Regions from separate parts of the Mus musculus genome. Here all the other regions are linked to region 4. A link is a loop called in an ENCODE intact Hi-C map of the cell type or tissue named here. Cell type or tissue: heart. All regions are shown on one strand. Region 1 holds the start of Naa60 (N(alpha)-acetyltransferase 60, NatF catalytic subunit). Region 2 holds the start of 1700037C18Rik (RIKEN cDNA 1700037C18 gene). Region 3 holds the start of Zfp174 (zinc finger protein 174). Region 4 holds the start of Zfp263 (zinc finger protein 263).

Evidence for each region. Hi-C counts contacts between places; a loop is a spot of excess contacts. Peaks named below come from ENCODE experiments on the same cell type or tissue, not always from the same donor. Only the 100,000 strongest peaks of a DNase experiment are listed, where the experiment ranks them.
Region 1: a loop joins it to region 4, with 4 times the contacts of the local background. A loop is called at or near these places in 10 of 42 quality-filtered maps.
Region 2: it touches region 4 in a loop (6-fold over the local background); 10 of 42 quality-filtered maps call a loop at or near these places.
Region 3: it touches region 4 in a loop (3-fold over the local background); 13 of 42 quality-filtered maps call a loop at or near these places.

The regions. Positions count from the first base shown.
Region 1 is chr16:3,881,874-3,886,873 of GRCm38, reverse strand. It overlaps Naa60 (N(alpha)-acetyltransferase 60, NatF catalytic subunit), which reads right to left and starts at 2,255. Exons shown (of 7, transcript NM_029090.3): 1 at 2,068-2,255. It also overlaps a transcript of Zfp597 not described here. In heart, a CTCF peak has its summit at 2,215; DNase peaks (open chromatin) are centred at 1,583 and 2,253; H3K4me3 peaks cover 2,361 bases; H3K27ac peaks cover 1,776 bases.
Region 2 is chr16:3,906,976-3,911,975 of GRCm38, reverse strand. 1700037C18Rik (RIKEN cDNA 1700037C18 gene) reads left to right here and starts at 3,287. Exons shown (of 3, transcript NM_028484.2): 1 at 3,287-3,526; 2 at 4,782-5,000. The coding sequence starts at 3,523. It overlaps Cluap1 (clusterin associated protein 1), which reads right to left and starts at 2,967. Exons shown (of 12, transcript NM_029738.2): 1 at 2,823-2,967; 2 at 414-525. The coding sequence starts at 2,844. It overlaps Gm41410 (predicted gene, 41410), which reads left to right and starts at 3,323. Exons shown (of 4, transcript NR_153801.1): 1 at 3,323-3,371; 2 at 4,782-5,000. In heart, a CTCF peak has its summit at 3,039 (motif pointing right); DNase peaks (open chromatin) are centred at 2,965, 3,335 and 4,325; H3K4me3 peaks cover 1,874 bases; H3K27ac peaks cover 1,398 bases.
Region 3 is chr16:3,845,981-3,850,980 of GRCm38, reverse strand. It overlaps Zfp174 (zinc finger protein 174), which reads right to left and starts at 3,758. Exons shown (of 3, transcript NM_001081217.1): 1 at 2,707-3,758; 2 at 1,411-1,630. The coding sequence starts at 3,108. In heart, CTCF peaks have their summits at 2,399 (motif pointing left) and 3,688; a DNase peak (open chromatin) is centred at 3,800; H3K4me3 peaks cover 1,561 bases; H3K27ac peaks cover 1,202 bases.
Region 4 is chr16:3,741,661-3,746,660 of GRCm38, reverse strand. Zfp263 (zinc finger protein 263) reads right to left here and starts at 2,562. Exons shown (of 6, transcript NM_148924.3): 1 at 1,894-2,562; 2 at 704-884; 3 at 166-239. The coding sequence starts at 2,286. In heart, no CTCF peak of the experiment used is centred here; DNase peaks (open chromatin) are centred at 2,620 and 2,980; H3K4me3 peaks cover 3,278 bases; H3K27ac peaks cover 2,138 bases.

The DNA of each region.
Region 1 (5,000 bases), 140 kb before region 4:
TGCAGGACTCTATGCACCTGAGCTTCTCCACACTGCACTAAGAGGCACGCTGAGGCACCACAATCTCTCCTCTCAAGCACTCCTGAGCTTCTCCACACTGCACTAAGAGGCACGCTGAGGCACCACAATCTCTCCTGTCAAGCACTCCTGAGCTTCTCCACACTGCACTAAGAGGCACGCTGAGGCACCACAATCTCTCCTCTCAAGCACTCCTGAGCTTCTCCACACTGCACTAAGAGGCACGCTGAGGCACCACAATCTCTCCTGTCAAGCACTCCTGAGCTTCTCCACACTGCACTAAGAGGCACGCTGAGGCACCACAATCTCTCCTCTCAAGCACTCCTGAGCTTCTCCACACTGCACTAAGAGGCACGCTGAGGCACCACAATCTCTCCTCTCTCAAGCACTCCTTGGTTATAGATAACCTTTGGTCTTGGTTCAGGACTATCTTTAATCCCTCAGATCTGACATCCAGAAATCTTCCATTCTGGTCAGAAGCTTGTTGTTGCTATGCAACTTGGACAAGTCAAATCTAAAGATACTCTCCACACGGGTGTGTGGGTGTGGTTAAACAAACACTGACAAAATCTCTTCAAGTTACAACTTAAAGAGGTTAAAGATAGTAAGGACAAGACACATTGAGACTTAAAAAAACCAACAACCCGAAATTGTATGTTTTATGCTGGTGCTGGTGTGCTGACACCAGACCAGACTTAATTCTGTGACAAGATGTAACAATTTTCATGGAAACCCAGCCCAGGAAGCCTGATGTGGGGTTGTCTAGGTCTGTAAGATGAAAATCTAGCAAACTACAACCTTTTTAAAGAGTCAATGCAAACCCCACTCTCAGGGGGCTTACATCTGGCATATTATTCTTGTTGTATACAAAAACCCTAAAAGGAGGTGTGTAGACTTATGTTCCCTGCCATGAGCAGTGTACTACTTTGGCACGATGGCCCTTCGGCATCCTCTAGTTTTTAATCACATTGTACTAACTCGCAGTTCACTGGTGTGTGCATCTCTCTCTGTGTGTACTTATATGCTGTTTTTGTCCCAGACCTTCCTCTTCCTGACATTTCGGCTGGTAACAAGGTCACAGGCCTTCTAAAACTCTCCTCCATGTCACATGGTTTTGTGGACTCAAGTCTTTGCATAGATGATTTCGGGAGTAACATGACTTTGCCTGCTGGGTCACACAAGCCAGCAGACAAGCCAAGACTAATTCAGGGATTTTATGTTTCTAGTACTTTGAAAAAGGAAAAGCTCTTTGGCAACTTCCTTAATTAGCACTCCAGACACCACAGGAGCCACAGAGTTAGGCTGTGAGTCTCTTCTTTCAAGACCAAAGGGTGACAAGAATGACCCAAAAGCACATGGCTCTGGGACTTGGCAGAGTTAAGAGATCAATAAAGGAGCCAAAGTTTATGTTTATTGCAGCCTGGCTCCCCAAGCCTTGGGTTTTGACACCAGCAAGGCAGGCATTTGCTGGAGGTTCAGAAGGCCCAGAGTACCCTCTCCACAGCCCCAGCCCAAGACAGCAGCACTGGTCATAGATCCCCTTTTCTCCTTGGCAAATGTTTTCTCCAATTCAGAAGAAATAAGTCAGAGGCGATTATGGAGGGTCCGCTTAGCTTCCATGTGCCGGAATACCAAAAGTACTGCTGGAATGAAAAGACGCGACAGACCTAAAGCAGGGTCCTCGGCTTTCACGCGTGCAAAAAGTCGACAATTACCCCCAGCTCAACAAGTCCCTTAAGGGAGGCAGGCTGGAGCTAGAAGAGTCGACCAGACCCTTCACCTCCAAAACCAGAGGATGCCGCCTTTCCATCTCCCAATTCCTGCAATTACTGGCTGAGGGTCCCCAGAAAGGCCAATTCCCGACGCCCCACCGCGCCCCTCGCCGCCGTCACGGAAACAAACTGGGCGCTAAGAAGCGCCCCGCGCAGGGGTGGGTAAGGGGCTCTCCGGAAAACCCGGCCTCCCACGGGCGGGCAGTGCCCTCGGTGTCGCGACAGCGACCTCCTCACCGCCCCGATTTGCACCCGCCGAGGCCCCCGGCTGCCTCACCTCGGACGGGAGCCGGCGGCAGCGGACGGTGTCTCAAGGCTCAGCGCATCCTGGGGGAGCCGGGAAGCCGGACGTGGGACTGCGCGGTCCCCCGCGACAGATTATGTAACCGGCAGGGGCCGCAGCCGGGACAGGGAAGGCGGCCCCGCGGCACTTCCGCCTCTCCTGTGCTGCCGGCGGCGCAGCCCGGAAGATCATTGGCTGCTACGCCATGTGGCACCGCCCTCCCTGACGCCGCCGCCACCATGTTGGGAGCTGGCAAGCCTCTGGCCGCTGGCGGGACCTGCTCCCGAAGCCTCCCGCACTGGCGGCGGAAGCTCAAGACAGCTGCGAGCCGCCCAGCTGCCCTTGCGTGCATGCGTGGACACCGGCGGCGGCGGGCCGGGGTTTCCGCGCCTTTCCTCAATCAAGCGGGTCAGAGGGCGCCTTTCCTCGATCAAGCGGGTCAGAGGAGCTCCGAGGCCTCCCTAGTCCTGAGACGCACGGCTCCGCCGCTGGCCTGCTCTTCCCCCACTGGAGGTTAGTATTAATAGATGCTGGCGCTGGTGATTGCTAGAAGCCCTGACTCAAAAGGCACCGCCCCGCGCTCGCGCTGACAGCCACAGAAGGGTGGTCGTGAGCTATCATTGCAGTGGACAAGTGACATTGGCCTTCAGGGCTGGGTGGGGGTGGGAGTTCTATATCCAGATGTAATTCAGAGATAATTCAGTTCGTGTAACCAGAGAAAAGCTTGCTGACCAACAGTTTATTCTTTGCTTTTAGATAACTAAAATGGTATGTAGTCAAAGGCTCAACCAACCTTAAAAAAATATTAATATCCAAGAAATACATCAGTGCTACATCCACTCCAGTAGTGACTCGCATTACAGGTTTAGAAACCTGGAAGCAGTCATGAGGTGAAGACTTTCACGGAAACTTCGCCTCCTGGAGCCTTGGCATTCCAATAGCACGTATACTCAAACCCTGTCCCAGCGTTAGTCTGGTGTATGGATTCGTGTGCTCTCTTTCAGTATTGTTTTATTATAAGTGCCTTTAAGGATTGATTTTGACATATAGCTAAGCCTTTGTCAGTGTTCCAATGTCCTGACCCTGAGCTTGGAATTCAGTAAGAATGTTACCTATTCAGTAACATTCAAATTCACTTCTAGTAGAGACAGTGAAAATAATCAGACATTACAATTTACTAGAACAGAGCTAGAAAAGCTCAGGGCCAGTCTGCATAGTAATTACTTAGAACAATAGCTGAGTTTCACCCAAACACAGGAATACACAATGGCCTAGGAAATAGGTGGGTTGGAGTATTACTCATGAAAGGGTTAGTAGAATGGAATTCCCCTGGTGCAGGTTTTTCACTAGGCCCAGAGGAATAGCATAATCAGGTATTTACTAAAGGACCACTGTAGGTGGGTTTAACAATAGACTAGCATTGCATCAGAGCATTCACCTGGCTCCTGTGTTTGGCTGATCTTAATTAAGGATTGTTTCTATTCTCAGTTGTAAACAAGGCCTGGCTCCCATTATCTTTTTATGTATGCATTTTCTTTGTTTTGTGTAAGAACCAATGTACCTTGGCAAATGTATTCGCCTAGCCTTCTTGTTTTTCGTCTGTAATATAAGACTGGTGCTCAATTTGACAAATTACATCCAGATACAGCACTCCCTTGTGTCTGTGTCTGTTTGTCACCTTTTTCGTCCCAACTCCATGCCTGCCTGCAACGGGAACCCTGAAATTTTTTTCCGCGGATTGAGGGAGGCTGACTGAGGCTGGTCCAAGGCACATCAATACATTTTTGTGTCTCAAACTGTGTAAAACATCACGATCTTAGAAACATAAAAAGCCATAGTCTTTAAACATCTTGGAAAGTAAGGTGTACCTCAATTGTAGAATTTTGTGGTTTCATATGTCACTAAATGGTAGAAGGCTGCCAGCCTTGTACACTTCCATCCCCGGATAGATACAAATCAACCATAAATAGCTAACAGTCTTGCCTGTTAAGTATGATATATATGGCTAGCAAAATCTATGTAGAGCAACCTTTATATTTTCCTTTTATGTCAGTATTAGTTTTTAATTTTTAAAATATTATTTATTTTTATTTATACTGTTACACTGTAGCTGTCTTCAGACATGCCAGAAGAGTATATCAGATCCCATTACAGATGGTTGTGAGCCACTTTGTGGTTGCTGGGACTTGAACTCAGGACCTCTGGAAGAGCAGTCAGTGCTCTTAATCACTGAGTCATCTCCCCAGCCCTAGTTGTTAATTTTTAAGGAGGAATGGAAAATCACTGTGACAAAATGAAGACTTATATAATTTACAACTCTAGACTAATGTATTTATTCGTGCTACTGTATGCAAGCAGCTGTGAGAAGCAGGGTTAGACCCATTCAGGCACTTTGAGCATTCAATACAATTATACTTTGTGTGTCATTACTGAAATTATTTCTAATTAAACTTACTGAAGATTGGTCTTGGTGTGTTGGCACAGGAGAGGCTGAAGCAAGAGGGCATGTGATAAGTGCAACTTGTGACACAGCCTTGAAATAACATTGCTAACACATCAACGAGAAAACTATGTTAAGTGTATTCTCCATTATCCAAATGTTCAGATTTGAAACTTCAAAGTAAAAAGGTGAGGCTATGAAAAGAAAATAGCTTGTTTTCCATTCCCCTGCATCTACATGCTGCAACATAGTGATAAACCTATTCAGTGACAGAGGAGAAGCCAACCCCAACCTGCATCCTCATTCTATCATATGAGCTGGGGTTCAGTATCAGCATCCCCTTGGGGCTTGTCAGACTCTCAGTCAGAATTAGCATTTAACTCAGAACAACATCCAACAGGGTCCCACGTGAATGGAAACGGCAGTAATGATTGAGAAGCACATTCTGGGTGATGACAAAGTAAAGACATTCCCGGGGTTCTAAAAG
Region 2 (5,000 bases), 170 kb before region 4:
AGTTCTCCAGCCATATTTATAATACATCTACTACAGTATATCCTGAGTGTGCGAGCAGGCCCCTGAGATTCTGTGTGAGGGTTGAAGTGGAGGCTGTACCAACACTCTCATGATGACAGTCACCTCCTCAACGTTCTTCAAACGCTCGTCATTTCTTTCATCTCTTAAAAATGAAAGAGACAGGGTCTCTCACTACGCAGCCCTGGCTTTCCTGGAACTTGTTATGTAGGCCAGGCTGACCTTGAACTAACAGACATCTACTTGCACCATCGTGCGTGGCAGCTCTTTATAAGTTACAGCTAAGTCCATCCTATGCAAACCTCACTGTAGCCTTCCTTTGCATTAGAAGTTCCAGTTAGCTACTGAATGAAACCAACTATCCACACCAAGGTGTGAATAAAATGCATTCTAACCTTTTCACAAGCCACAGAAGCACTTCAGAGACAAGCCCAAAGTTGGGTGTGCGGAAATTCTCCATAGAAATATGGCGTGGGTACCCCAAGGCTCTCATCATCTCGGTGAAATCTGTGCAATATAAAACACAGTTCAGTCAGTCCTTGTCAAATAGCATCTCCTTTTGGAAAACAGTTAATCTAATGCTTTCCTTTCTTATCAGGTCTTCTCAACTCCAGGTGCTGAATTCATCAATTCTAGAATGGGGAAAGGAAAGGGGAGATTTGAAACAATATCTAATCCATCACCTGAAAAACACCCAAGTTCAACGATAGTAGATTTCCTTTGGAGAAATGGGGCGTAGGTATTAGCTGGGGCTTTAATTTCTCTCTGGTAGCTGCCTCTTTGCTATCCAAAATAAAAATTACCTAGCCTCATAAAACATGAGAAAAACACGTTGTTAGAACAAGATTATACATTGTTTTTTTTCCTCCAGTGACCATATATGATTTTCATGACATAAATTTTAAAGATCAATTACTTTATAGTCAGAGAAAATTTAATAAGAGAATGGCTGAACTATCTGCAGTATTTAGATTTACTGTAAAAAAAAAGATTAGTAAACAAGCTGGGCGTGGTGGTGCACGCCTTTAATCCCAGCACTTGGGAGGCAGAGGCAGGCGGATTTCTGAGTTCGAGGCCAGCCTGGTCTACAGAGTGAGGTCCAGGCCAGCCAGGGCTACACAGAGAAACCCTGTCTCGAAAAACCAAAGATTAGTAAACAGTAATATTTTAAGTTGGGAGCAACTAAAACAAAGCCACACTGCTTGAAAGAAAGGAGAAAACAATGATGAAGAAAGCGAGGCTTACAGATGAGCAACCAAGCCTGGCGTGGTGCTGCATACCTTTAATCCCAGTGCTCATAGGCAGAGGCAGATGGACCTCTGTGAACCTGATGCTAACCTGGTCTATGAAACAAGTTCTAGGTCATCCAGGGCTGTTGTTCAAGACAGGAAAAAACCTTGTCTTGAAAAACAAGTAAAAGAGAGCAAGAAAGCAAGAAAACAACCAACATTTCTGAGTTCTTACAATATGCTGAGATCTTGACCATGGTTCCTGGCAATGTAATGTCTACTCATGCTTACGGGTATTCAAAATGTACATTCAGCATTCCAAACAATCTATCTGGGCAACAAAGCAGGGCAGGCAGACTCTGCTAGGTCACGAAGAGATGGTAGAAAGATAGGAAGCATCCTTCCCTTATTTCTTTCCCTTATATCACACACACACATATATCCCATATATGTATACCCTTTATATTGCAGCTTTTCCTTATACCTCTATGAAAAAAGTCAGGTTTTGCCTAAACACTCCTTTTAGCTAAGTAGTAGCTATCAAGTTCTCCACTGTTATAAATGGTGACAGTCTCATAGATTACACACTATACAGCATTTATTTAAGGTAAAAAAATATAAATCAGTATAAATTCTGAAATACTCCTTTTAAATATTCTTTCCAGTACAATGATCACTATTCAATGATCCCAGTAAAGTGCCAGCCTCATCAAAAACTACGTGGGACAGTCATAATTACACTGTTTCAAATACCCTCAAACCCTAGACAACACGACCCTAATAGCTGCTACTCTTCTGTAAGTGAAGTAAGATTTTTTAGGTCACACAGTCCCATCACTCTAGCTGTGTGAACCAGGGGTAGCTATACTACTTAACTTGCAGTTAAAACTAGGAACAATAAGGGTGAAATATAATCACCTGCCACAAAAAGGATGTTTCCCCCAAAGAGTATAACGAGTAAGAGTAGTCTGCTTCCCCACTCTCTAGCCAAGTTCTCTGCCCAGTATTTGGCATTCAGGCAAGCTGGATTCAAACTCTAAAGCAACTCGTTCAATTACTTTGACCTCTTGCTGCCTGTTTCATCTCTAACCAGGGCACAAACCTGCTAGGAGTAAATGAAATATTGCCCACATAGAGGACAGCATGTGACAGATTGTAACATACAAACAAACAAAACAAACCCTCAAAAATGAACAAAACAACCTAGCAGCACTAGCCATCCATTCATCCGGCCACTTCCTCGGCTTTACTGGTTCTTTCTACAAACTAAATGCAGAAGAAGTCTCCATTTCCGCAAGACCTTTCTAATGCGGCTGCAAATGTGGCCGTGACAACCAGAGATAAAATGAGGTGAAATTAAACATTCAGTTCTTCAGCGGCTCGAGACACATTCCCAGTGTTCTAGCTACACGTGGCCAGTGACGGACCGAACTTTCCAAAGGTGCTGTAAAGTTCTGTCAGCCCCTGGCTGGCCCAGGGACCCACGGCCTGCCTGGGCCCACGGCTCTGGCAGGGGTCCGGCAGGGGAGTCTCGAGATCCTGGGAAGCCCACGGGAAAGCCGGGTGCAGCCTTACTGCGGAGGTCGCGGAAAGACATGGCGCTCTGGTCCCCAAGAGTCCACTGGGGCGCCGCTGCCCGTCTCTGTAGAGTTCGCAGGCCCAGCGCTCTCCGGTCTCTATAGCAACGCTCAGAGGCCTTGGACAGCGTGCGGACCAGGCCAAACAGGACAGGAAGCGAAGAGGGGTGGTGAGCGCAAGCGCAGGACACAGACCAACAGGTGGCGCCAAGCACCTTGCGAGCTGCGCAACGTCATAGTCTTTCAGAGAGCGCTTTTGGCTCTGGTCCCGTTGGAACTCTCATTACCTCACTGATATATGGAGCACATTATAACCTTTTGTGACCGAGTCTCCTTTGTATTTGTAAAAGCATAGCTAAACCCCGCAGTCGAAGCCTCATAAAGTATCCACAGAATGACAGGAACGAAGATACCCTACCCTGGGCAGAATTCGAGACCTGTACCCGGAAGGCTTTTGTGCACGCACAGCTAGTCAGTATTCCCGACAAGCCGGAAATTGGCGCCCAGACTCGCGCGCCAGAGGTTGCCCTGGAAACTGTGGAGCGAGGTAGTGCTGGTGTACCACGCCTAGGGTGTCAGGGTCAGCACAGGCTCTACAGAGAACTCTCCTTGGTGACTGCTACGAGTCGAGGACAACCGCGACAAAAGCAGGGCTGGAGAGAGGAGAGCTGTGCCAGGAAGGGTGGGCGATAAGGAAAATGGGTAGGTGCAAGAAGTAAAGGTGCCCTTGGCTAGAACACGGTGGTACTGACCAAGAGTAGATACTTAAGGACAAAAATATGTGGGGTAGGGCCATACATTCGTGGCTAGTCTAACATGGGGGACAATGCATTTGAACAGTCTTTGCAACAAATGGTTTTGAAACAATGAGCAATCCATAGCAAATTAATATCTATGTAAAAAACAATGGTTCATACACCTAGATGTAAAACCTAGAACTAAATTTTCTATAATGAAACAGAGTTGTGGTGGAGTTAAGATTCTAAAGAACCTGTAGTTTTATATTTCTACCAGCAGAATAATTGTTCCAGTTTGTCAGAATGCACAGGAAAAAAATTGGCATTATCTACATACTGCTTAACCTATGAGAAAATGGATAATTAGACAAGTGTCACCCAGAACCATCTTCTCAGCATGATTCAGATCTCTACAGGTTTGTTCTCCAAATCCTCGTTCTCCCTGCCACAAATGAGGAAGCCTAGCGAATGACTTTCCAGCATACCAAAGCCAATTTGTCTTATGTGGCTTGCTCTGAATCTAACATCAACAAATTTACCCTAGGTTTCTGGTCTCTTCCCTTGCCCGCCTCCCTCCTTGCCCCTGACATACCATACTCTCCCAAACTAGGAGGTCCAGGAAGACTAGTCTTTACTGTGACATCATAAGGACCAGTTGCTATGGGAGACCTGCAGATCCACCCCCTAGACAGGGGAGAGCAGGCCCTACTGCACAGAAGGCCTGGCCACTCCTCCCCCACCATACTGGCCCTCCATGGAAGCCTTGGTCTGTGCATTCTCTGAGCTTCGAATAAGAGAAGGTGCCTGGCTGCAGGGAGGAGCAGCAGCAGAGATGCCACACTGTCCCAACCTGGGCCCAAAGCTACTGGGGAGAGCCCAGGGATGTGCATGCTTGGGAAGGGAGTAACTCCTGATCTAGGCTATATGACTGGGCCAGGCATGCCCTCTTGTACCCACTGTGCTTATATACACTGGTGCCAGCATACTCTTTTTAGAGTAGAGAGCACAAAACGAGCTTGAAGTGCTCAACGGGATCTCAGTGCCAAAGTCCTGGGCTGCTTGGGCGCCTCTGTTAGGGGAGCAGCGGAGTAGTGGGAATAGACAGGAACTAAGACTGGATAGCCAGGGAGTAGAAGCTACGTATGAGTTGGTACTTGCATTTCCCCCAGATGCTGTTCCCACTGGCCATCACCCTCCTGCTCTCTCTCTCTCTCTTGCAGATGCAGTGAGCTGGGCCCCAGGACGCCCCAGCCACCCTGACACACCACCCAACATCTATGAGGGAGGATTGGGGGCCCAGCAGCAGCAGGGCCCCAGTGCTCAGGGAAGCAAGCCCAAGAACTTCCGACTGCGACACCTCCGGAGCCTGGCTCTCTACCTGCCAGGCCACATGCAGCCTGCTGGCCAATGTGGAAGCCACTGGCTAGGCCGGCTCATGG
Region 3 (5,000 bases), 100 kb before region 4:
CACATATGCACATGGAATGTGCATGCCCACACATACAGGTACACTGAAAATAAATAAAAATGTAGTACAAAAATTTTAAAACATAAAAACAGTTGTGATTCTTGGAATACCATCAAAATACTAAAGATAATTCACAGAATGAGAGAAAACATTCATGAGTTATCATCTGTGAGGTCTAGGATCCAGACCCCTCCCCCTTTTAACTCTTAAACCTCAACAATAAAAATACAAACCTTCCAAGTTAAAAATGGGCAAAGCATATGACTAGCATTCTTCTATAAACTGGGAGTGATGGCAAAGGCCTCTCGTCACAGGATTTAGGAGATAAAGGCTAGAGGAGCAGGAGTTCAAGATCACCCTCAGCTCTGTAGTGGCTTTGAAGCCAGCCTAGGCTACATGAGACCCAATAACCAAAGACAAAATATCAGATTTCCTTTTCACAATGTCTTACTATATTTACTCTCTCTCTCTCTGTGTGTCTGTGTGTGTGTTTTAGGGATAGTTGTTTGTAAGATTGTGTGTGTGTGTTAGGGATGGTTGTATGGTTGTGTGTATGTGTATTAGGTATGATTGTGTGTGTGTGTTAGGGATGGTTGTTTGTATGATTGTGTGTGTGTTAGGGATGATTGTTTGTATGATTGTGTGTGTGTGAAGGTCAGAGAACACACCTTACAGGAGTGATTCCCTCCTTCCATCATGTGGACCTCAGGGATTGAAGTCAGGTTTCAGGCTTGGTGGCAAGTACCTTTACCCACAGAGCCATCTCACTGACCAGGATATATAATTTAATAAACATATGAAATAATGGCAAACACAACTCATTAGGGGAATGAAAATCAAAACCTCAAGGGATATTACATCATAATAAAACAGCCCAAAGGAAGTGCTGGCAAGGATATGGACAAGCACCCTCTGCTTTGTGGATAGGGCTCTCAGACAGGGCAGCCACTTTACAAATGAATCCAGTGATTCTTCAACAGACAAAGAAACACCCAAACAGGCTGGGTATGGTAATGTGGACCTTTAATCCCAGCACTTGGGAAGCAGAGGCAGGTGGGTCTCGGTGAGTTCAGGTCTACAGAGTGAATTTCAGACCAGCTGGGGCTGCATAGTGAGACACTGTCTCAAAAATAATATCAGTTATCATGTGTAATTTTATAAGGCCAGGAAACTGGATTAGTAAGTAAGGGTTACTCAAGCCAGAGACCAGAGTTTGATCTCTATAACCCAAATAAAGGTAACAGGAAAGAAATGATTCCACAAAGTTGTCCTCTGACCTCCATAAGTGCCCTTTGGCACCCCCCCCCATAAATAATAAATTTTAAAGGGGGTATATGTAACACAACTGCATTTGCAGAGCCATGGGAGGCTGTGATGGAAAGAGGCTGGTGAGAGAGCCAGAGTGGTTACCTGTCTCAGTCAATCTGAGGACTGGTTCCTGGAGGACAGTCTTCTCCCAGTGGTGAGGACTCAGCTGCTCGTGAGATCCTTCGCAGGAAGGCTCTTCCAGAGAGTCCTCCTGAATGTCTCTGCTGGGAGTTTGGGGTTGAAAGTCTCGAAGTTCTTGTTCTACAAGCTGAGCTCCTGTTTTCTCCAAGAGCACCTTTTGCCCTTGCATACAAACAGTCACCTAGGAAAAGGGCTATCCATTAATTCTCCATTCCTTGATGAACTGAGAGCAACATGCCACTCACTGCTATAGAGTGACCCCCTTACCCTGGGAAGAACTGGTAAGGACCTAGAGGCCACCAAAAGGAGGCAAAGGGAAAGCAGGCAGAGCAAAAAGAATGAGGTTGCCTCACAATCAGCCAGCCTTCCCAGGTAGTGCCCACAGCTTGGGCCAAGATCATCAAAAGAGAGCTGCAAAACTACTGAATCATCATGAACAATGCTCCCCTCTCTACTTCTGCTAGAGACAGGCCCCGTGAGAATGGTAAGGGGCCACTGAAAGCCATTCCAACTTGGTAAGTTTTCCTGCCAAAGAGGACCAGGACACTCAGATCCAGCAAAGCTGCCCCACCTGTCACTTGCTTCCTTTTGTGGCTCCAGCTGGGCTTTCACTTGGGGAAGGGGGTGGGGCAAGACACCTGAGAACTGAGTTGAGACTTTCCCATTCAAAGGCAATATGGTAGACACTTCACTGGAACAAAGTCCACAGAGCTTCACCAAAATTAGTTTCCTATGGAACAGGCTAGACCTGTTGGCTAAGAATTCTGATTGTAGCAAAGCTTCAAGATGTGGGTCAGGGAAGACCTGACAGTAGAGATTCCTTAAAACTACTCTTATGGGGGCTGGAGAGATGGCTCAGAGGTTAAGAGCACTGACTGCTCTTCCAAAGGTCCTGAGTTCAAATCCCAGCTCACAAACATCCGTAATGAGATCTGACGCCCTCTGCTGGTGTATCTGAAGACAGCTACAGTGTACTTAGATATAATAAATAAAAATCTTAAAAAACAAACAAACAAAACCTACTCTTACAAGGTTGGAGTCTCTGAAGGAATAGCTTAGTTCTCTGCTTCCTCACTGGGTGCCAGTGGCTCGGTTTTCTGAAACCCTGGTTATGGCTTTGGGGGATAAGGGGATTCCTCCAGGCTGGAAGCAACTTTTGAAGCCTGGAATCTCTAACTAGGGATCATGAGACAAAACACTACCTCAAAAGACAACAAAAACATTACCTAGGACCCACAGAAATAGGACCCTCCTTACCCACTGCTTTGGTTTTTTGGATGTTCTGTGCAAATCTTCCACCAGAGTCACAATCTCCCTGCTGCTCTTTGGATACCGATGCCAGACCTGTGCCTGGATCTCTGGAGGTAGGATGACCAGAAACTGCTCCATCACCAGGAGCTCCAAAATCTGCTCTTTAGTGTGTAGTTCAGGCTGCAGCCACTGTCTGCAGAGCTGTTGAAGGCAGGAGAGCGCTTCCTGGGGCCCAGACACTTCTTGATAGCAAAAGTGTCTGAAGCCCTGGCGGGAAAGCTCAGGGTCAGGATAGGCTTTTTGCTGAGGGGGGCCACGGTTTTCTTCCAGCTTCATTATTATGTGTCTCTCTTGCTTGTCAGAATCCTCAGTGTGGGTGCTCAAAGTTATCTCCATTCTAGCTGCCATTTTGGGGGCTCTGGGAACAATGTGTCACTCTAATGGTAAACTGATTATGTCTTCTGGGTCCTTGCTCTGGAGAAATCTGAAGGCTAGAAAAATGTTAGGAACGAAGCCTCCCTGGAAGGACTGCAAAGACATAGCTTTCTCATTTGCTAGTCTTTATCCCAGACTCTGAAAACAAAATAGTTCCCGGTCTTTTCGTCAGTTTTTAAGGAGAAAAGTCATAATACCCCAGAAGGGCACTGGAGAGAATATTTTATTTTTGTATCTGGCGAAATTCACAACGCGTTAGGGCCGGTAGAGGAATCCCCAGGGAAAGTTTAAGCTATCATCTTGTGGGTAGCTCGCACCAACTCTCCGGCATCTGGCAGACACCGACCTGATCCAGCACCTCTGAGCGAAGCAGAGCCAAGGCCACAGCGCGACCAATGCGTGGTTAAGGATAGGGAGTGCGGCTCCGCGGCCCAGTCAGCTCGGACACGCAGCTCCACAGCAGTGTTGGGTGTCAGTTCCAGTAGCCACCTGCGACACCACGTTCTGAGGCAGCTCAGAAGCCAGTGCCCGCCTGCAGGTGACCCACCTTGCCAGAGACTGGACACCGGGAACCCTAGAGCACAGTCTAGGGGAGGAGCCGGAGCCCCGCCACGGAGACGCCCACTGGCTCCAAGAGCTACCCACGGGAAGGCCCGCCTCTCCTCTACAGGACTGGGTCTCCAGGACACTGCTAATCTTTTATTGGCTGTTTGATTTATCAATCAGTCGCAGTGCCTCTTGGGAGTCGTAGTTCAGTGGCTAGTCCCGGAGCGTTCGCAATGTACTGCCTAATACCAGATAGTTGGCAGTCACTCGGTTGGCTGAGGGAATTTGGGGCAGCAGAAAGTGCGAGGGGTCCAGCGAGTCCTCCGTATGGGGGGCTTCAGGTCAGGTCTCATATTGGCCGGGAGGGCCTCCCTCTTAGGACATGTCTGTGGTGTACTTGAAACAGGACCCAGGGGTTGGACGAACCCGCTGAAACTCATTCTCCATAGCAGGATCTTAACTTTCTTCGACCTCGCCTCTAGGCTTTTTCCTATTCTTGCGTGGTCTAACCTTCGCAAATGACTCAACGAATGCAAACACGTAGGAAACAAAGTAGTTTGCCCACTGCATGGGCTATCTTCAGAGTCTGAGGTAAAGCCTGACAACCTGGTACCATCTACGATGTGCAATGGTGAGAGATCAGTCTCTGTCTTCACAATCAATGAAGCAATAATTATGTGATGAATGGAACTTACGAGGTCAGTGTGGGGGTCATTAAACCAGGAGAGCATCTATTAGACTTTCTTGAGTTTCACGAAGTACGGGATATGAGAGAAAGTGTAAGGCAACTACAACTTCTCTTACTTGAAGACCAACCTTAACTTTTTCCGTACACATCTTCGTATGCTTGAAGACTTTGGACCCTCTCCCCACATACTAACAGCTTAACATTTCCAAAAATAGTTTCTCCTATGATTTTTGCCTTTCTTTCACAGCTCTCGTTTATTTTAAAATTTATTTATTTAAAGGTGTATGGTGTTTTGCCTGCCTGTCTGTCTGTGTATCACATGTGCCTGCTGCCCATGAAAGCCAGAAGAGAATGTTGGAATCCCCTGAAACTGGAGAGTTGTGAGCTCTGGTGTGGGTGCTGGGAATCAAACCCAGACCCTCTGGAAGAGCAGCCAGTGCTATATACAGTGAACTGCCTCTCCAGCTCCTTTTATTTTTATTCGTTATATATAATCTTTTTGTTGTTCTGAGACTTCTCACAATGTAGCCCAGTGTATAATCCTTCAACCTCTGCTTCCTCAGTGTGGATGAAAGGCATGTGCAAGCATGCTCTAGAAAACTTTCAATTTTTTTCCCTTAAGGCTGGGAGA
Region 4 (5,000 bases):
CATGGGGGAAGCCTACAAATGATGGGTTGAAAAGACAAAGAAAATAAGGGAGATATCTGATCAGAAAAAAAAAAATCTTTCTAGTAGCATAGGGGAACCTCCCACCCTAAAAGCAGAGGAGAAAAGGAAAATTCTGGGGAAAGGCAATGAGAACTTCCACATCACCTGGGTCCCAGTCATATCCTTATCTTCCACATTCCCTTCAGGAGGGAAGAGAGAGAGCCAGGGAGCGGATAATGCTAAAGATAACAGAAATTATAATGAGAACAGTAACACCAAATCTTAGCAGCCCAGATTATAAGACAATATGCATTCCCCAACTGCAAGTCTCAGCTTTTAGGATTGACAGTAAACAAAAAGTAGCAAAGGTGTGCTAAGGTGATCTAAAGTAACAGGGTTATAGTAAAGGCATGTGAGCCATCCTCCATCCTGGCCGACAGGGTTCTAACCATACACCCCACATCAATCAGCTAACTAGAATTTGCCTGTTCTGTACACAGAATGGCTTTACTAAGAGCTTCCCCTTTCCTCCCATCCAACCTTTACAGAATTCATACCACCACTTTTAGGTTTTTCAGAACACAACTGAGAACTTTAACTTCAGAAATTCTTTCTCCTTGGCACCTGTACCACATTCTGCTAGGGTGAGTGGCAATCCCAGAGCCCCTCCTCCCTCCCACCTGCCCAGATAACTGTTCCTCACCCCTCTCCTTTACAGCCTGGGAGTCCCTTTGGGGGCTGGGGTCTAGCAGCTCCTGCAGCCTGGGGCCAGGGCTTCGCTCAGTCTCCATTGGCTCCAGCTTGAAGCTCGGTGACTCTCCTGCTGTTTCCAGTGGCAAAGGCTCCTCCAAAAGCACTTCTGCTCCCCGCCCTTGGTTTGTGACCTGGGAACCAACCCACATCACTCATCATCACAACGGGGCTGACAGAATTGGAAATTAGTACAGGATTCTTAGGACACACCCTCAACAGAGAACCACAGACTATCCCTTTGGTCTTGGCCAAGAAGATGTTTTATGCTAAGGGCTTTTTAGGTGGTAGCAGAAAATGGGGGAGGGATGGAGCAAGAAAACTGAGGGTCCACTCTCAATGCACACTTTCTCAACATATTCCATTGATACTCCTCACTTCTGCTCGATCACACTCACCTGTTCTAGATGCTTCCACGTTTCACTACTAGATAAGGTGAACTTATCAGGCTGCGACCATAGCCCCTCGGTGCTTAGCTGTTTTTCAGAGTTCAATTAGCAGAGATCCAGTTCTGTATTGCAAACTATTGACTAAGATATGCTGGGTGTTATCCACTAAATATAGGCCTGGGATAGTGGCACATGCCTGTGGGAATCAGCAGTGGGGAGGCTGAAGCAGGAGGATTGCCTCGAGTTTAAGCCTGGGCTACATATCTAGACTCTGCCTGTAACCCTAGAACTCGGAATTTGGGGAGACTGAAGGTGGAGGACCACCACTGTTCTGCAGCCAAGCTCAACTACACACTGAGTCAGTTAGCTTGAGCTACGTAAGACTTTGTCACAAAACAAACCCCTCAAAGCAGTGGCAGTAGGTGTCATCCAAACGACATACTTTTCTCCAAGTCCTCAAAATTATTCCCAGACAGTGCTTTAGCCAACAGAAAAACAGGACGAAACAGATTAAGTAGTCTGCCCAAAGTCACGAGGCCTGTGAGAAGCTTTCTAACTACATAACTAAATACTGGTGGAAGTGCTCCTCACTTCCTACTGTCGTCATATGGGAACAATCTGGAAGGAAAGGATAAGCTACAAAAAAATCCCTCTCCTTCCTGTAAAGTGTACTCAGGACGATCAAGTATATTCGACTACAGAAGAGGCTAGCACAATGACTTCCGGGCCAAACCACGGGTAAAACAGCTGTCACCTGTTGCCTCAGTTTCCCAAGTTCTTTCTGCATACGCTCCACAAGAGTGACTGCTTCTTCGCCGCTCTCTGGGCGCAGCTCCTGCACCCTGCTCTGAATCTCCTGGGGAAGGATAGTCAAGAACTGCTCCAGCACCAACAGCTCCAGGATCTGTTCCTTGGTGCGCATCTCCGGCCGCAGCCACCCGCGGCAAAGCTCCTGAAGCCGGCTAAGGGCCTCCCGGGGACCCGGGGCGTCCTGAAAGCGGAACCGTCGAAATCGCAGATGGGAGGCCTCCGGGCTGGGCTCTGGCTCAGGCGGGGGTACCTCGTGGCTCCAGGCACAGTCCTCCTCCAGTTTCACTATGAGGAGCCCTTCTGGCTCCTGCGAGCTTGGGCCCGCAGCCATAGTCATGCCCCGACACCAGCCTAGGTCCCGACACCAGCTACGTCCGCCTTGAGAGACGCCCTGGGTTCTGTACAGCAGTAGGCCACGGCTGCAGCAACCGAGAGACTCCGGGCTCCAAATCCCGCCGGAGGAACCCAGGTCACAATCTCAGCAATATCAGGCCTGCAGCGTCGCCACCTGACCGGCTTCTCAGGCCCGCACAGAACTTAAGTCGCAGGGCCCGGGTCGCAAGCCTCAGCACGCGAGTTAGGCGTCATAAGCCAACGGCCGCTAGTCAGGACGGACTTCCGGTTCACGTTTCCCTTGCGCTGTCTCCCATTGGGTCGGGTCTCACCACGTACTCACGGTCCACCCAGGACAAGGAAAATTTGCATAAAAGAGCGGGAGGGGAACAAGTCGGATGGGGATGAGGGGCGGGGCTACGCAATGGGCGGGGCCTCCAGGTGGGGAAGCGGTAGGGGTGGGAATCCCTGGGCGGATGTGACCCGGGGACAACCTGGCTCAGATTTGCATAGGAAAGTTTGCCAAAAGGTAAGTTCTTCAGCCACGCTTGAACCAGAGTCCAGAGGCGCTAGAGTGTCATGTCGGGGCCCAGAAGCTTAACAAAGAAAACCTTTCCGAAGGCCGATCCCAACACTCCGGAGACCTACAACCGGAAATAGACTGTGCTTCCAGGGCTCGAGCTGCCTGGGGCTGGTGGGAAATGTAGTCCATGGCGCGCCCTTGTTATTGCGCCTGCACTGTGGCTTGAGCAGGTCTAAATGGATTGTCGAGCTACGATAAACATACCCGTGCCCGAGCTTTTGCCTCCCTGTGAGCGATGGTCCCTAGTCCTCCATCTTTAGGTGGCTGGTCGACCCAGAAGAACGCTCTGGGTATGAACTGCTCTTGCCATCTCCCAGAGCAGGTCTAAGGATTAGCATAATCATCGGCTCTGACTATTTTCCTGAAGGTTGAAGAAAAGGAAACACCAAGGCGGACTTCCTTATTTTTTGAAGAGAGAATAGCCCAGGCCTGAGACTGCAGCTGTCACAGACAGGTGGTGGAGTCTGCAGATTCTAGGAGTGTGTCACGAAAACCCGTAATCACTTATTGGACACATGCTTACATTGTTGTCTATTCATTGCAACTCAAGAGGCAGGGAAAGCCTTCCTTGCTCTGGTCTCCCTTTGTGAACTTTTTATACTTTGTAAGACCTTGAGGCAGGAAAATGGCCACCAGGAGCTCCAGCAGCCAGGTCCCTCCCACCTCTGACTTCCTTAATGGTCCCTAACCCTAATAGTTGTTTAATAATAGCTGTTACTGTCATTCCCTGGCCCGAGGAGGAAGAGTAGCCTGGCCCCACCCTACAAGACAAAAAGATAAAAATAAATAAATCCCACCAACCCTGAACAGAAAAACCCACTAATCCTGGAGCTTGGTATAGAAACCCTTCAAGCCCTGAGCAAACTCATCAGTCTCTGATCTCCTTCAAGCTCAGTGAAATTCTACCAATCCTCACCCTGGAAAGCTGTGGTGGGAAGATTAAGAAATCTTGTATAAACCCTGCCTACCACTCAGTTCCCTGCTTTCTTTCCTGAGCTGAGAATGATGTTCTGGATTTTTCCTTCCCAATGAGTCTCTTGAATGAGGTTTGTCGTGCGGCACGACTTTTGGTTCCCGATTGCCAGGGTATCTTTCCCTTCAGAGCTTCAGCATTCATACATGAAATAGAACTTTGAAGATATGGTATGAAGTAAGTCCTGTGGTTATGGCATGGAGTGCCGTCGTGAGGTCCCAATATAACTCAAATACCAGGTCAATGCAGATGCCAAAAATTTATTGTAATCAAGCTGCTACTGATTGATCAGGGCTGTAGAACAGACTCATGAGCTGAACTGTGACCTTGAGGGGATGCTGTGCAGCATATTTAAAGGAAACAATAAAGCAAGGGGGTTGGGCTGGGCTGGGCTGGGTGGTAGCATTGTCCAATCATTTTGACAAAAGGGGTTGAGAAAGGGAGTTTCCATCAATCAGGATGGAAGTTGGGGCCTGGGCCTGGGAACATGAACTTAATTTGATCCTGCCAGCAAGATAGAGAAGTTGTCCTTGAGATGTCTTGACTCAGACAACTTAAAAGTTGTCCCTGAGATGTCAGGACTCAGACAACTGTTTCTTTATAATAGAAGCTGTTTAACTATTGGGAAGTCCTCAGCTCCACGAGAGCCTGGGACCTTGAATTTAGGTCCTATGACCTAAAAAGAAAATGGTAGTATTTAGAATAAGTTTCTTTTGCTTGTTCCCAATAGTGCCAGTTAAGTCGATGGCCTAAGTTCATACAGCTAACCTGTAGCAAAGCTTAGGCTGTGGAAATAAAAATGGTCTGTTTTGGATGACTGTGTGTAGTTTCATCACAGGTACAAAAGCCCACAGGCTGCCATGGCAAATGCCTATTTATCTAGACACTAGGTAGCACATGGGCTGGTATAGGTTCATTCAGAAAAAGCTGGCTAAGACTTGGGAGGTTGGGTTGGGGAGATGACTCCGCAGTTATGAGCAGTAGCTGACCTCCCAGGGGACCTGGGTGGGTTCTGTTCCCAGCAACAGAAGGTGGCTCACAGCCTTCTGTAGCTTCAAATCCAGGGGATCTAGCATTCTCTATTGGTCCCCAAGGGCATCCATCCATGCCAGGTATCCTATATGCAGTTGTAGTCCAAATTGAATAGTTAATGACCTGATGG